2 separate regions of the Mus musculus genome follow, and region 2 is linked to region 1. The links are chromatin loops, found by intact Hi-C in ENCODE. Cell type or tissue: left cerebral cortex. All regions are shown on one strand.

Evidence for each region. Hi-C counts contacts between places; a loop is a spot of excess contacts. Peaks named below come from ENCODE experiments on the same cell type or tissue, not always from the same donor. Only the 100,000 strongest peaks of a DNase experiment are listed, where the experiment ranks them.
Region 2: it touches region 1 in a loop (2.0-fold over the local background); 1 of 42 quality-filtered maps calls a loop at or near these places.

Annotation. Positions count from the first base shown.
Region 1 is chr15:43,690,877-43,698,876 of GRCm38, forward strand. No RefSeq gene overlaps it. Among named protein-coding and RNA genes, the nearest start is that of Tmem74, 180 kb to the right of the region's middle. In left cerebral cortex, no CTCF peak of the experiment used is centred here; DNase peaks (open chromatin) are centred at 4,782 and 5,362; H3K27ac peaks cover 1,985 bases.
Region 2 is chr15:43,597,805-43,605,804 of GRCm38, forward strand. No RefSeq gene overlaps it. Among named protein-coding and RNA genes, the nearest start is that of Gm41316, 98 kb to the left of the region's middle. In left cerebral cortex, no CTCF peak of the experiment used is centred here; no DNase peak of the experiment used is centred here.

The DNA.
Region 1 (8,000 bases):
CTGATCTGCAGGCAGCAGACAGAAAGAGTAAGACTCAACCTGGCATGGGGCTTTGAAACCTCAAAGACTACCCATCTTGACCCACCTCCTCTAAAATGCCACAGCTTCTGATGCTTCCCAAAATGTTTCACTAACTGGAACCAAGAATTCAAATATATGAGCCTATGGGGACCAATCTCATGTAAGCCACCGCAGTGTTTTTTGTTTTTGTTTTTTTAACTTCTTTTCTTAGATATTTTCTTTATTTACATTTCAAATGTTATCTCCTTTCCTAGTTCCCCCTCCAAAAATCCCCTATCCCCTCCCCCCTCCCCTGCTCCCCAACCCAACCACTCCCATTCCTGGTCCTGGCATTCCCCTATACTGGGGAATAGAGCCTTCACAGGACCAAGGGCCTCTCCTCCCATTCTTTCTCATGTCTCACTTTGGAAAGCTCATGTTGTAGAATGTCTTGTCTCTGTTTGATTTAGGAGTTCCTCTCTTCTGGAAACTGTCCCTGTTGCAGGAATGATACCTTAAAGCTACATATATATTTACAAATTTTATTACCATACCAACATCCTCTCCATTGCCCCAAGGTATGCATCTAATATAAAGGTGAATGTTCCATTTGATTCTGTCAACAACTTGGAATTGTGAATAACAAGCTCGAGAACCTAGAAGGAGATGGATTTGAACCATGTTGACAATTCTCCAAAGCAATGGCTTAGCATGTAAGGTATATTCTCTGGTACCCTTCAATGCATGCCTCTTGCCTCCTAAACTAGTCAGATCTGGTTTTTGCTACTGCTAGATTGTCCTCTCTGTGTATATAGCTTAAGAATTCCTTATTACTCATTTACTAGCACCTTGGTATTTCAGAAGTGTTATAGGATAGACATTCATTTGTTCTAGCTTTAATTTCTTAAGTCACTTTTTATGTTCTTCAGATGATTAAAACAATATCTCCTTTTTAAAGAAAGGTTTATTTATTATATATAATACCCTGTAGATGTCTTTAGACACACCAGAAGAGGGCATCAGATCTCATTACAGATGGTTGTGAGCCACCATGTGGTTGCTGGGATTTGAACTCTGGACCTCTGGAAGAACAGTCAGTACTCTTAACCACTGAGCCATCTTTCCAGTACCTACAATATCTCCTTAATGAGTATTCCTTTGAAACAAGTCAACATAATGCAAATCTCTCTAGAGAGACTCTCTGGTCAAGGCCACAGCTTCTTTTGTGCTTTATTCTACTTAGCTAAATCATCTCTTTGGAATGTCATAAGAGGACATTCAATCCTTTGTTAAGAGACTTGACCAACCTCAATTATTTTATCCTGCCTATGTCTGCTGAAAAATTCCAGAGAACAACAGACAGAATCACATGGGATTTTGGCTTGAACCAAATAAAACCAGTGTGGAATGCACAAAATAAAGATAGTTTGTCAGAGTGGTAAATCAAATGTCACAACCATGGAACATGATCATTTTACTATGAAGTTTGTTCTTATTAAATGTCCTATGTATTGTGTGTTTTATATAGTATATAAGAGCTTCCTTTGGTTAGTGCAAATAAAAATCTTGATGTCACAAATCATCATTTCTGTTACATAATAAATAGCTCATTTGAGATCTACTAATATAGTACTCTGATTTACTATAAAATATTAATTTTAACTACCTTTGTTAGGTAATTTTTGGTTCAGTTTGGATTCTATAGCTATCAATTCTCTGATACCCTTACTGGAAACATTCATTTCTACTACATTTTCTATTTTCCACACCACTGCAGTAAATTCTAAGCTTGAAATCTGGAACATTCTTAGCATGTAAGGTACTAAACATGGTAAAACCAAGACTTTGTTTATATCCACAAACTAGGATTACTTAGAAATTAGAATCTTCAAGACTGGCTGGTATCTTAGTAGTGTCTGATAACCTTTCCATTTCATAATGACTAAGAGCTTTATAAACTTTTCCTTCTTGGGGAATTACTTCAAGATTGACTAGAAAATAGAGATCACCTGATGCAAACATCTCCCTACCCTAGAACACAAAAGTCCACATGGCAACATCCACCCTTTTTTTTCTGTATATGTAAAGTCTGTCAGTGTCTACAACCTTCCCTCAGATTCTTCCATTTATACTTGGTTTTATAAAACTCAACTGTAAGACATAATATTAAATGTATTAAGTCTGGATCAGAAAGATTCCTATTGCAAGTTTTCTCTCATTTGAGGGCTCTAGATGCAATAAATGCATAATGTCATGTGTGTACATGAATGTATAAGTGGAACTGGGGAGAAAAGGAGATCAATGAAAGGGGTAAGATGGGGGAATCATCAGATATGGGGAGGGATATGCTCAATACATTTGATAAACGGATTAAAAATAATTTCCAAAACAAACAAATGAATCCATCCACACACACAGGTATCTTGTCTTTCTTAACCAGATTTTCTGGCATATTGTTGAGAACATGAGATAAAAACTGTTCAGGAATTCATGGACTCCAAAACAGCTGTTCTGAAAATACCTGTACTAGAGGCCAGTGATAGCTCAAGAGAATTCTGGCTCCTGGTCCCTTGCTATCTCTTACCCTTCTCTGGAAGCTATATGAGGATGTGACCAATCCAGATACTTTGAACCTCAAGGCTAGACCAACTGGATGGATGAGCTTCTTCTTACCATAAGTTCATGAATTTTATTCTTGGAATTTATGAGATAAATATTCTAGAGGCCACTTACTCTAGAGCCTTTGTGTGACATGTCTGGGATCCTGACTCTTGAGATTAAGCCAACCCAAGCACCAAGAAAGGTCCTCAAAGACATCTAAAAATTTCCCATATAATATAACACTGAGCATCAACATCTGTTTTAGGTTCCAATTTTGTCGTCATCCTTGGTAGAAAAGTCAATAACCTTTCTGTCTGGCTGGTATGATTTTAGTTCTCAAGAGTTATACCCTCTCCTCCAGTGTGATTCTACAATTGAAGGCAGTATCTAGAATAATTTTGTCTAAAATATAAAGATTATACTCTCTGCTACACATTTGCATTGTCTTCTCATAAAAGTCAATGTCGTTGCACTTGCCTGTAAAAATCTGTGATTGTTGGATTACCATTTCCCCTTTAACCTCTCGACCTATGTTGTATCTCATCTATCTCCCTTAGATCAAACCCAGAAGAGTATTAGACTGGGTTGTCCTTTCCTTATTTCCAGCTCAATCATTTTGTTCTCTCAGAGTCTTTCTAATCTCTCTATTCAAAATTGTTTGACATCTTTCTATATCTTTCTTTTTTTGTTAGTGCTTCCTACCACCTAAAGTGTGGGAAGCCACATATGCCATTACAAGGTGGCGCTGCCTACCGCTGGCCACCATGCATAAGTTTGGGTAAACAACCAATGTGTACATATGCAGTAAAGTTTTTTGCTGAGTCACTGCCTGGCCCAGGCATGTTAATGAGGTTCTGTGAGGTACTGAGAGCATAACCAATCAGGTGTAGATATGTAAGTGAGGTATGTTAATGAGGTTCTGTTAAGTTCTGAGAGCATAACCAATCGGATATAGACATGTAAATGAGGTAGTAAATGCATAACCAATCTCCTAGGCCTATATAAGCAGCACCAGTTCTGGGCTCGGGGTCTTTTCACCTCTGCAATCAAGCTTTCCCAATAAACGTGTGCAGAAGGATCCTGTTGTGGCATCTGCTTTGCTGGTGAGTTGGGCCCTCACACTAAAGTTCTGTATAAGCATTTGATTTGCTTATGGTCTGCGTTCTCCCAGAAGAATATAACCTTAAAAAAAATGACTTTTTCAGTCACTAAAGGACTAGGGATATCCTCTCCCACTGAGGCCAGGCAAGGCATCACAGTTAGGGGAATGGAATCTACAGGCAGGCAACAAATTCAAGGATTGCTCCCCTTCTAGTTGTTGGGGGACCCATATGAAGACCAAGCTACATATTTGGTACATATGGGGGGCTTTGGTTGGTAATTCAGAATTTGGGAGCCCCTAAACATTCAGGTTTGTTGACTCTGTTGGTACCAGGGGGATGTGATACCCAGAGCACCTCCTCCTTCTTAGAGGAGAAGTAGAGGGAGAAATGGAGGGAAGAACTTGGAGGGGGGCTGATATTGGAAGGTAAAGTGAATAAATTAATTAATTAATTGAAAAAATAACCCACAGTCAGATCACTCAAAAAATGTGTTTTTCTTCTGGTAATCAATGAGGGAGTAAATTCTTTTTCTTTTCTTTTTTTTTTAAATTAATTTATTTATTTTTCGAGACAGGGTTTCTCTGTATAGCCCTGACTGCCCTGGAACTCACTTTGTAGACCAGGCTGGCCTTGAACTCAGAAATTCGCCTGCCTCTGCCTCCTGAGTGCTGGGATTAAAGGCGTGTGCCACCATGCCTGGCTTGGAGTAAATTCTCTTAAAGCAAGTGGAATTACAGAGACAAAACTGTTGTTGCACAATGAAATTGAAGCACAGTCCTGAAAACTCACCTACATGGAAATCTGCTCTTATGCTTCACTGGTCCTCAGACACTATTCTGCGGAGCAGAGCAGACAGACCCAGTTAGGGGTAGGCTGATTCCCTGTCAGCTTTGATGGGGGTGGGGATCCTACTCTTTGTTTCTTTTCAATGGAAATTTTCCCTTTCTTTCTGTTTGCTCTCTCTTCCTTGGAGATGTGGAGTCACTGTAAGATTGGCAAGTTTTCCAGGGAAACCTGGCAAGTGTAATTCCTCCCACTCCCAGTTGTCTGCCTGTCTGCAGAGAATTCGCTCTGGTAGACCATGTGAAAAGTTGCTGGAGGAGGCATTGGACTGTCTTTCCCCCACAGACTGAGTGGGTGAGTGCATTTGCTTCATGGGAAGTTTATTTCTGCAGCTCTCCAGCTGCAACCCTTTTATCTCCATTTGCACTGCTCCATTGTGCTTCAGTTCAGAACTGAAGGGGAGAAAATAACTAGTCACCTAACAGTCTCCTCACATGGCAATGATATTTTCCACAAGCCCATTCTCCACAAGTGCTTAGAAGCTGCTGGCTGAGGAACATGCAGTCATTTGTGTCCTCATAGCAGCTGGAAGCAGAAGGAAACCAAGTATCTTTCCACTTATGCTGTGTTTCCCACTTAGCTCTTTACAGGTTTATTAATCCCTCAATGGGTTTATCTATCTATAATCTGGCGATGCTTATTGTCTTAGTTAGGATTTTATTGCTATGTACAGACACCATGACCAAGGCAACTTTTATAGGAACAACATTCAATTTGGACTGACTTACAGGTTCAGAGGTTCAGTCCATTATCTTCAAGGATGGAACATGGCAGCATCCAGGCAGACATGGTGCAGGAGGAACTGAGAGTTGTATATCTTCATCTAAAGGCTGCTAACAGAATACTGGTTTCCAGGCAGAGAAGATGACAGTCTTAAAGCCTACACCCACAATGACACATGTACTCCAACAAAGCTGCATCTACTCCAACAGGGCCACACCTTCTAAACCATCACACTTACCCTACATCATTCTCTTTCAAGGCAGAAGAGAAGAGCCTTTGTTCTATACCTGCAGTTATCCTATATTCCAGGAACACAAAACCTCACAGGACAACCCCTATGAGCAGGAATCATCTTCTTTTTAATATTTTCTTAAATTTATTTTTATCCACTTTACATCCCAATATCAGCTGCCCCTCTCTTCCAAGTCCACCGCTCTCACAGGTCCCTTTCTCATTCCCCCATCCCCTTCTCATGAAAGAAGGGGTATCCCCACCCTGCATCACCCCTTTTCTACCCCTCACCCCACTTGTACATCAGTCACTGCAGGACAAGGCACATCCTCTTTCATTGAGGCCAGTCAAGGCAGCCCAGTTAGAGAAACAGGATCCAAGGAAGGCAACAGATTCAGGAACAGTCGCTACTCCACTTGATGGGGAATCTTCATGAAGAGCAAGCTGTACATCTGCTACATTTATGCAGAGGCCAAGGTTCAGTTCATGCTTGCACTTTGGTTGGTGGTTCATACTCAAGGAGCCCCCAAGGATCTAGCTTAGTTGACTCTGTTGGTCTTTCTGTCTAGTTATTATCTTATAGAAACAAGACGATGACCCTCAAGCCATGACAGCATGATCATTTATTCTCACTACCTGTGTAACTGGAGCTGAGATAGTGAGCTAATAGATCATATTTTGCCTTACACTGATTTATCGTGCATGTCCCAAAGATGTGGCCACTAGACCTCTTTTCTTTGTTCACCTTCCATTACATCATTACATTCCACATTCATCACATCAGTTTCCTCTGCTTTTTACCACTACTCATCTTATTAATTGATGTATAGGGCTGAACCTAGGATGCTGATACTCTCAGATTAGGATTTTTTGGCCCCAAACTCTTAGCAGCAACTTCTTGGGGAGGTAGGTATTCTGTACCTGATTGTCCTAGAACTTGCAGTGTAGAACAGTGTGGCCTCGAATTCAAAGATCCACCTTTCTTTGCCTCCTGATTGTTGGGATTAAAGGCATGTGTCATCATGCCCAGCTTTCTACACTAGTGGGGATTTCCATTTCATAAACAGGCTGTTCTCCCTGTGGTTGCTAGTTTCTGATTCTCTTGAGTTGAGTTGCAACCACTCTTACAATCATTGCAATTCTGAAGAGACAAATGTATAGCACTCTGATTATATTCACCACATCCAGTGCAAAGTGAAGAATTCAGATAGAATCTCCGTGGTTACATATGTGTGTGTCCTATTTCAAAGTGTAGATAACAAACTACACATCGAAAAATACAAAATTAAGTCTAGAGACATGTACAAGGGAAATTCTGATTTTTTTTTCCCTTAGGAAAAGCAAATCTTATAATACCATATGAGTGTCTACTATTTTAAAATGTTCACAGTTTCAATTTAAATGAAAAATCAAGCCCCTTCAAACTCTAGATTTTTTTCTAAAGAAATCATTATAAAAATGGAATTAGGTTCAGAATTCATAACAAATGAAAACCTTTTTCTTTGGGGTTTTATGAGTATATAGTAGTCATAAAAATCATTTTAAAGTATTCACTTGAGACATTTAAATGTTACACTGTTTTATAGACAATTCCAATCAATATGCTGATTTACACATAAGGGAAATGTTGAATCATTACAGTTTAGAAGGAGAGTGTTTGGCACAGTTAAAAACTGAATCTGTAAGTTCTAGGCAGCTTCATTTTATAAAGATTTACCAACTACCAAGCACAAAGCATGGGGCTAAACCATGGAGACATCCAAAAGATAATCAGAATCAGTGTCCATGACTCTCCCAGTTAGCTTGAGAATAAAGACACGAATTCACTTGATTAAGTATGTGCTACTCTTCTCAGGCTTGGGTGTAGCTTGCTCAGGTATTGGCCAAATATATTAGAGCTATGTTTGAGTTTCAGAATACTGAAATTTTGGCTGGCAAATGCTCTGAAGCATCCAGGAATGGTTCAAATTACATGGTAAGTAAAACCAAACTATAACACAAAATGTCCTTAGAGAATTGAAAGATCTATTATTTTGAGATGTGGACTTTAATCACCATAAATTAAAATTCCAGGGACCAACAGTCTGGTAGTCACTAAGACCAGGTATTGAATGAGAACAAGATGAAATAAAATGAGAAGATTCATAGCCATTGCTGCAAGAGCAGAATGGCCAGCTGGCGACTCATTTCTGGTGGCTACAGGCTGTGTAAATTCTAAGTGTAATGTCTGTCTTAGAGAGACCCCAACAAGCACCAGATTATCCGGGTACAAAGAAAGACATGGATTCTATGAAATCATATAAGTTAGTTAACTATTTTCAGCAGTTACATCTTTGAAGCTTGGTGCATGGGAACCCTCCAAGAAGCAGCAGACAGATAACAAAAGGGGGGAGGGGGAGAAGCATAAACATACCCATGCACATTTGAACTTGCCATATTTGCTCTTTTAATATCACATTGTCTTTAGAGGTGAGTGTAAATCCAGATCTTCTGGATGTA
Region 2 (8,000 bases), 93 kb before region 1:
AAAATTCCTGAACAGAACAGCAATGGCTTGTACTGTAAGATCGAGAATTGACAAATGGGACCTAATGAAACTCCAAAGTTTCTGCAAGGCAAAAGACACTGTCTATAAGACAAAAAGACCACCAACAGACTGGGAAAGGATCTTTACCTATCCTAAATCAGATAGGGGACTAATATCCAACATATATAAAGAACTCAAGAAGGTGGACCTCAGAAAATCAAATAACCCCCTTAAAAAATGGGGCTCAGAACTGAACAAAGAATTCTCACCTGAGGAATACCGAATGGCAGAGAAGCACCTGAAAAAATGTTCAACATCCTTAATCATCAGGGAAATGCAAATCAAAACAACCCTGAGATTCCACCTCACACCAGTGAGAATGGCTAAGATCAAAAATTCAGGTGACAGCAGATGCTGGCGAGGATGTGGAGAAAGAGGAACACTCCTCCATTGTTGGTGGGATTGCAGGCTTGTACAACCACTCTGGAAATCAGTCTGGCGGTTCCTCAGAAAATTGGACATAGTACTACCGGAGGATCCAGCAATACCTCTCCTGGGCATATATCCAGAAGAAGCCCCAACTGGTAAGAAGGACACATGCTCCACTATGTTCATAGCAGCCTTATTTATAATAGCCAGAAACTGGAAAGAACCCAGATGCCCCTCAACAGAGGAATGGATACAGAAAATGTGGTACATCTACACAATGGAGTACTACTCAGCTATTAAAAAGAATGAATTTATGAAATTCCTAGCCAAATGGATGGACCTGGAGAGCATCATCCTGAGTGAGGTAACACAATCACAAAGGAACTCACACAATATGTACTCACTGATAAGTGGATACTAGCCCAAAACCTAGGATACCCACGATATAAGATACAATTTCCTAAACACATGAAACTCAAGAAAAATGAAGACTGAAGTGTGGACACTATGCCCCTCCTTAGAAGTGGGAACAAAACACCCATGGAAGGAGTTACAGAAACAAAGTATGGAGCTGAGATGAAAGGATGGACCATGTAGAGACTGCCATATCCAGGGATCCACCCCATAATCAGCTTCCAAATGCTGACACCATTGCATACACTAGCAAGATTTTACTGAAAGGACCCAGATGTAGCTGTCTCTTGTGAGACTATGCCGGGGCCTAGCAAACACAGAAGTGGATGCTCACAGTCAGCTAATGGATGGATCACAGGGCTCCCAATGGAGGAGCTAGAGAAAGTACCCAAGGAGCTAAAGGGATCTTCAACCCTATAGGTGGAACAACATTATGAACTAACCAGTACCCCTGAGCTCTTGACTCTAGCTGCATATGTATCAAAAGATGGCCTAGTCGGCCATCACTGGAAAGAGAGGCCCATTGGACACGCAGACTTTGTGTGCCCCGGTACAGGGGAACGCCAGGGCCAAAGGGGGGGAGTGGGTGGGTAGGGGAGTGGGGGTGGGTGGGTAAGGGGGACTTTTGGTATAGCATTGGAAATGTAAATGAGCTAAATACCTAATAAAAAATGGAAAAAAAAAATAAGTGACAAGCCATCCCCAATCTATATCAGAAAAGAAACCATCATTTAGAAACCCATATAGTCTCCTCTACCCCCAACCAGTGAAATAAAATATGTCTTAGGGTATTACTGCTGTGAACAGACACCATGACCAATACAAGTCTATGAAAGACATTTAATTGGGTTGGCTTGTTACAGGTTCAGAGGTTCAATTCAGTATCATCAAGCCTGGATGGCAGCATCCAGGTATTCATGGTGCAGGAGAAGCTGAGAGTTCTATATTTTCATCTGAAAGCTGCTAGTAGAAGAACTGGTTTCCGGTGATCTAGGGTGAGGTCTTATACTCCACACCCACACTGACACACCTACTCCAACAGGATCACACCTTCTAATAATTCTATTCCCTAGGCCAAGAATATACAAACCATCACATATACATGCTAGTGTTATTCAAGATGTCCTTACTGAGAAAGTAAATTTTCAGTGAATAAAGATACAGCAAAAGTATACGTTTTTTCTGCTTGCATTAAACTTGTATCAAGAATATCCTCCTGACAAAGGCTTTAGTTTTCCCCTTCATACTGGGGCAAAAGTGAGATTTAAATAAGCAAATGAAATTCATCCATTTCCCAAACCTCTTAGAGATGTTTATATTCATATGTATTTAAAAACATAATTATCATAAAATATCTTATCAGCTCATATACATGCACATAAACTTTTGTGTGTGTATGTGTGAGTGTGTGTGTGTGTGTGTGTGTGTTTGTGTATGCCCAAGCACACTGAGGTTTATACATAGATCCTTAAGCCTACTACATAAGTGTTCTAACACTGACCTATATCTCCAAGTCTTTTGCACCTCTATAGTAATTAAAATTTTTTCTGGACTTGAGCTTTGTGCAAGGAAATATATATGGCTCAGTTTGCATTCTTCTACATGCAGACCACCAGTTAGACAAGAACCATTTGTTGAACTTTCTTTCTTTCTTTCTTTCTTTCTTTCTTTCTTTCTTTCTTTCTTTCTTTCTTTCTTTCTTTCTTTCTTTCTCTTTCTTCCTTCCTTCCTTCCTTCCTTCCTTCCTTCCTTCCTTCCTTCCTTCCTTCCTTTCTTTCTTTCTTTCTTTCTATCTGTTTTTCTGTTTTTCACTGTATGATTTTGGTTTCTTTGTCAAAGATCAAGTGTCCATAGGTGTGTGGGTTTATTTCTGGGTCTACAATTTTATTCCATTGATTGGCTTGTCTGTCTCTGTACCAATACGAGGCAGTTTTTATCACTATTGCTCTGTAGTACAGCTTCAGAGATGATGATTTCCCCCAGAAGTTCTTTTATTATTGAGAATTGTTTTCACTATTGTCTTAGTCAAGGTTTCTATTCCTGCACAAACATCATGACCAAGAAGCAAGTTGAGGAGGCAAGGGTTTATTCAGCTTACATATCCACACTGCTGTTCATCACCAAAGGAAGACAGGACTGGAACTCAAATAGGTCAGGAAGCAGTGGCTGGTGCAGAGACCATGGAGGGATGTTACTTATTGGCTTGTTTCCCCTGGCTTGCTTAGCTTGGTATCTTATAGAACCCAAGACTACCAGCCCAGGGATAGCACCACCCACAATGGACCCTCTCCCCTTGATCACCAATTGAGAAAATGCCTTATAGCTGGATCTCATGGAGGCATTTCCTCAATTGAAGATCCTTTCTCTGTGATCACTCCAGCTTGTGTCAAGTTGACACATAAAACCAGCCAGTACAACTATCCTAGAATATTTTTTGTTATTTGATATGACGTTGAGAATTGCCTTTCCATGTCTGTAAAGAATTGAGTTGGAATTTTGGTGGGGATTGCACTGAATCTGTAGATTGCTTTTGGTAAGATGGTAATTTTTACTTATCCTACTGATCCATGATAATGGGAGATCTTTCCATTTCTGAGGTCTTCTTCTATTTCTTTCTTCAGGAACTTGAGGTTTGTGATTTGTGACTATTGTGAATAGTGTTGTTTCCCTAATTTCTTTCTCAGCCCATTTATCCTTTGTATAGAGGAAAGCCACTGATTTGTTTGAGTAAATTTTATATGCAACCACTTTGCTGAAGTTGTTTATAAGCTGTAGGAGTTCTATGGTAGAAATTTTGGGGTCACTCATGCATACTATCATATCATCTGCAAATAGTGATACTTTGAGTTCTTCCTTTCCAATTGGGATCCCTTTGACCTCCTTTTGTCTCCTTGTACAAAGCTCAAGTCCAAGTGAATCAAGGACCTCCACATAAAACCAGCTACAGTGAATCTAATAGAAGAGAATGTGAGAAATAGCCTCAAACACATTAACACAGGGGAAATTTTCCTGGACAGAACACCAATGGCTGAGACTCTAAGATCAACAATTGACAAATGGGACCTCATGAAACTAAAAAGCTTCTGGATTGCTAAAGGACATTATCAATAGTACGAAACAGCAATCTACTGATTGGGAGAAGATCTTTACCAACCCTACATCTGATAGAGGGTTAATAACCAAAATATACAAAGAATTCAAGTAGTTAGACTCCAGTAAACCAAATAGCCCAATTGAAAACTGGGTACAACCCAGACCCCAAAGGATATATATATAGTATGCATTTACTGGTAGGTAGATGTTAACCAAAAAGTTTAATATCCCCATGATATAACTCACAAATCATGTGAAGCTTAAGGAGAAAGAAGGTCCAAGTGTGATTTCTTTAATCCCACTTAGAAGGGGGAACAAAATAATCTTGGGAGGCAGAAGGAGGCACTTGAATGGGAGAGAGGAGGGGGATCAGGATCAGGTATGGGAAGAGATTGGAGAGAAGCCCAGAAGAGCAGGAGAATGGATAGAAAGATGCAGAAGTGTGGATGGGGAACAAGGGGGTCGACTAGAAAGTCCTAGAATTCAGGGATATGAGAGGCTTCTACGACCCAGTGGCAATAACATCAGCAGAAACGCCTAACAGTAGGGAGATAGAACCTGAAGAGACGAATCGCAGTAGACAGGCATGGCCACCAGTTGAGAAATGGGGTCACCTACCCATCTCAAAAATGTTAACCCAGAATTATTCCTTTCTAAAGGAAATTCATGGACAAAAAGAGGTATAGACTGAAGGAAAGGCCACCCAGTGACCACCCCACCTTGGTATTTATCCCATGTGCAGATACCAACCACCAACACCATTGCTGATGCCAAAATGTGCCTGCACACAGGAGTCTGGAATGGCTCACCTCTGAGAGGCTCTGCTAGTACCTGACTGAGACAGATGCAGATACTTACAGTCAACCATTGGACTGAGCCTTGGGACCCCTATGAAGAGTTAGGGGAAGGACTGAAGGAACTGAAGGGGATTGCAACCCCATAGGCAGTACAACAGTATCAACTAGCCCAGTCCCCTCAGAGCTCCTAGAGGTTAAACCACTAGCCAAAAAAACATACATGGGCTGCTCTGAGACCCCTTCTTCTGTAGAAGAAGACTGTCTTGTTTTGCCAGTGGGAGGGGATGTGCTTGTCTCTGTGGAGGCTTGATGCCCCAGAGAAAAGGGATGGATGCTAGAGGGGGTGAAAAAGAGTGGGTAGATGGGTGAGGGACCACTCTCTTTGGTTTTCTTTAAGTTTTGTTTTGTTTTGTTTTGTTTTGTTTTGTTTTGTTTTTTGTATCTTTATAGTTGTCTTCTTCTTTTCTTCTTTAGGTTAGGTGATTTTTCTCCTCTGATTTTGTTAAAAATATTTTCTGGGTTTTTGAGCTGGGAATCCTCTCTTTTTTCTATTCCTATCATCCTTAGGTTTGGTCATTTCATAGTGTTCCAGATTTCCTGGATTATTTGAGTCAGAAACTTTTTAGATTTAATATTTTCTTCAACCCATGTATCTATTTCTTGTATTAGGTATCTTCAATGCTTGAGATTCTTTCTTCCATCTCTTGTATTCTCTTCACAATGCTTGTGTCTGTGTCTCCTGTTTGATTCCACAGAGTTTCCATTCCCAGAAATCCTTCAGTTTGTGTTTTTATTTGTGTTTGCTTATATTTCTGTTTTCAAGTCTAGAACAGTTTTATACGTTTTCTTCAAATGTGTTTTTCTGATTTGTTTAAGGGATTTATTAATTTCTTCCAATTGTTTGTATTTTCCTGAATTTCTTTAAGAAAGTTATTAATATCTTCTTTATGGAGTTCAATTAACATTATAAATTTATTTTTAAGGCTTTTTTGTGTTTCTACTGTATTGGAATATTCAGGTATTGCTGTAGTAAGATAGCTGAGTTCTGGTGGTGGTATATTGCCTTGGATGTTGTTGATAATGTTTTTACACTGGCCTCTAAGGCATCTAGGTTTTGGGGTGATTGTAGGTCTAGGTGATGTTTTCCAAGTTTGTCTTTGTTGCATAGGAGTATTGTTCCTTGGTTTCTCTTTTCTCGCTGGTCTTCTGACTGGTATGGACTGGGCCTATCTCAGTCTGCATGGTCTCTAGTAGAACAGGGAGATTCTGTCTTAGCTGGAGGCTAGGGTATAACAATTAGTAGGATGCAAGACTGGGGATTGAGTTGGGAGAGCACCAAGATAGAGAGAGAATGGGGAGTTTGAAGGACAAGCCTAACTGGACCATAAAATTCTTATCTTTCACTTATTCTTGTTGCTAACAAAATATCTTATCCCAAGAGGATAAAGTTGCATATATCAACCTTTCACACACAGGGAAAGATATAGATGCACAGGAATATACACACATATGTATATATGTACAAAATACAATATATAAATTGTTCTGAGACAGAGGATTTAAGATGCCCCTGGGTATTGACATCTCTTACCGGAACACACATTAGGTTGTTGAGGTCTAATTCACCTGATGATCAAGGTTTAGTGTTTTCAGTGTTCATGAAGGAAATCTGACCTGTAACAGATCTATTCAAACCTTTCCAAGTGCTAAGGAAATGCAGTTTATAAGTTATAAAACAAAGGAAACCCAAATAGGGAGAAATGGAATACCAGTTGATTGACAATGCTAGCTGTGATTTCATTTTTTAAGGGCCCATTTTGGATACTTACCTTTGTTTTTTCTTTTCTTTTTTTTTTTTTTTAAATATTTTTTATTATTACGTATTTTCCTCAATTACATTTAGAATGCTATCCCAAAAGTCCCCCATACCTCCCCCCCCACTTCCCTACCCACCCATTCCCATTTTTTTGGCCCTGGCATTCCCCTGTACTGGGGCATATAAAGTTTGCATGTCCAATGGGCCTCTCTTTCCTGTGATGAACACATTTTGGAGACCTAGCTGACTTCACTCCTTTCATTTCTGCTTGCAAGTGACTTACTTTGAAAAAGGAAATTTGAGATATTTGGCTAATCCTTCCTCCTTGAAACACATTTATGGTCTCTTCCATGACACATTTCTCTTTATTTTGCGATTAGAGTCCAAGTTGCTCTTGTTTAATCTGTCTTGTTCTTTTTGACTTTTCATCATCTTTCTATTTGTAAATGAATGGATTGATAAGAGAGCAGGTTAGCAATTCCACACAAGAGGCTTTTTCTGTTACAGACTGACAAGTGTGTGTGTGTGTGCGCATGTGCGTGTGCGTGTGTGCGCACGCACGCTTGAAAGCATGTGCATGTGCATGTGTTTCTCATGACTTCAGAAGATTTCAGACAATAGTAATGTGCATGCCAGCATTTTCATCAGTTGAGTTAATGCCCATGCTGCTCAAAGTCTAAGTTCTTGTAGAAATAACTTTCCCCTTTGAAAGAACTCTTCAAAAATCTCTGGGTTAAGCTAACACTTTTTGTTTGTTTGTTCTCTAAATTTCTGGTAACAATGTTATTTCCAATCCTGTCTTATAAAGTTTTTTTTTTCCAAACTGGTGACTTTTGCTGTGAATATCCAATACCATAGATGTTTGAGCAAAGGCCCTGGAAGCAATAAACCCTGCCTATGCTTTATTTTCCTCTTACATGCAGCCTTGATTATTTGCTTCCAAATAAGGAGCTTAGTTCTTTACAATGAAGACATGTGAGGATTGGACTAGCTAGTAATTGGTCTGTCAATGAGTAACTCATGAGTCCTTGATTCTCAAAGGTAACTAAGGTAATAAAGATGGTGGTCACAGAATCCCCCCTCCCCATTAGTTAAATAGCTCTTCACCATCACTTTACATTGTTAATATCAGGAAAAACATCATCTGAAAGATTATATTGGGTAATCCTTCCTTATCTTCTTCTTTGATTTGGTTTCAGAGTATTCCATTTTCTCATTTCTGAAGCTTTGTTTTCATCACAAACCTCACTGTGCTACATGAACAAGAGGACAGGACTCTCTAGATTGATATCCTTTCTTCCTACCTTCATTGAAATGTCAGCATCACCAAGGCAGTTTTGTTATATATTTACTTGTATATCGATTTACTATCTATTTTCCACCACTTGAATGAAAAATTATGAAATGTTAGAATATTTTTCTATTTACAGTTAAATTTCTAGAATATAGAG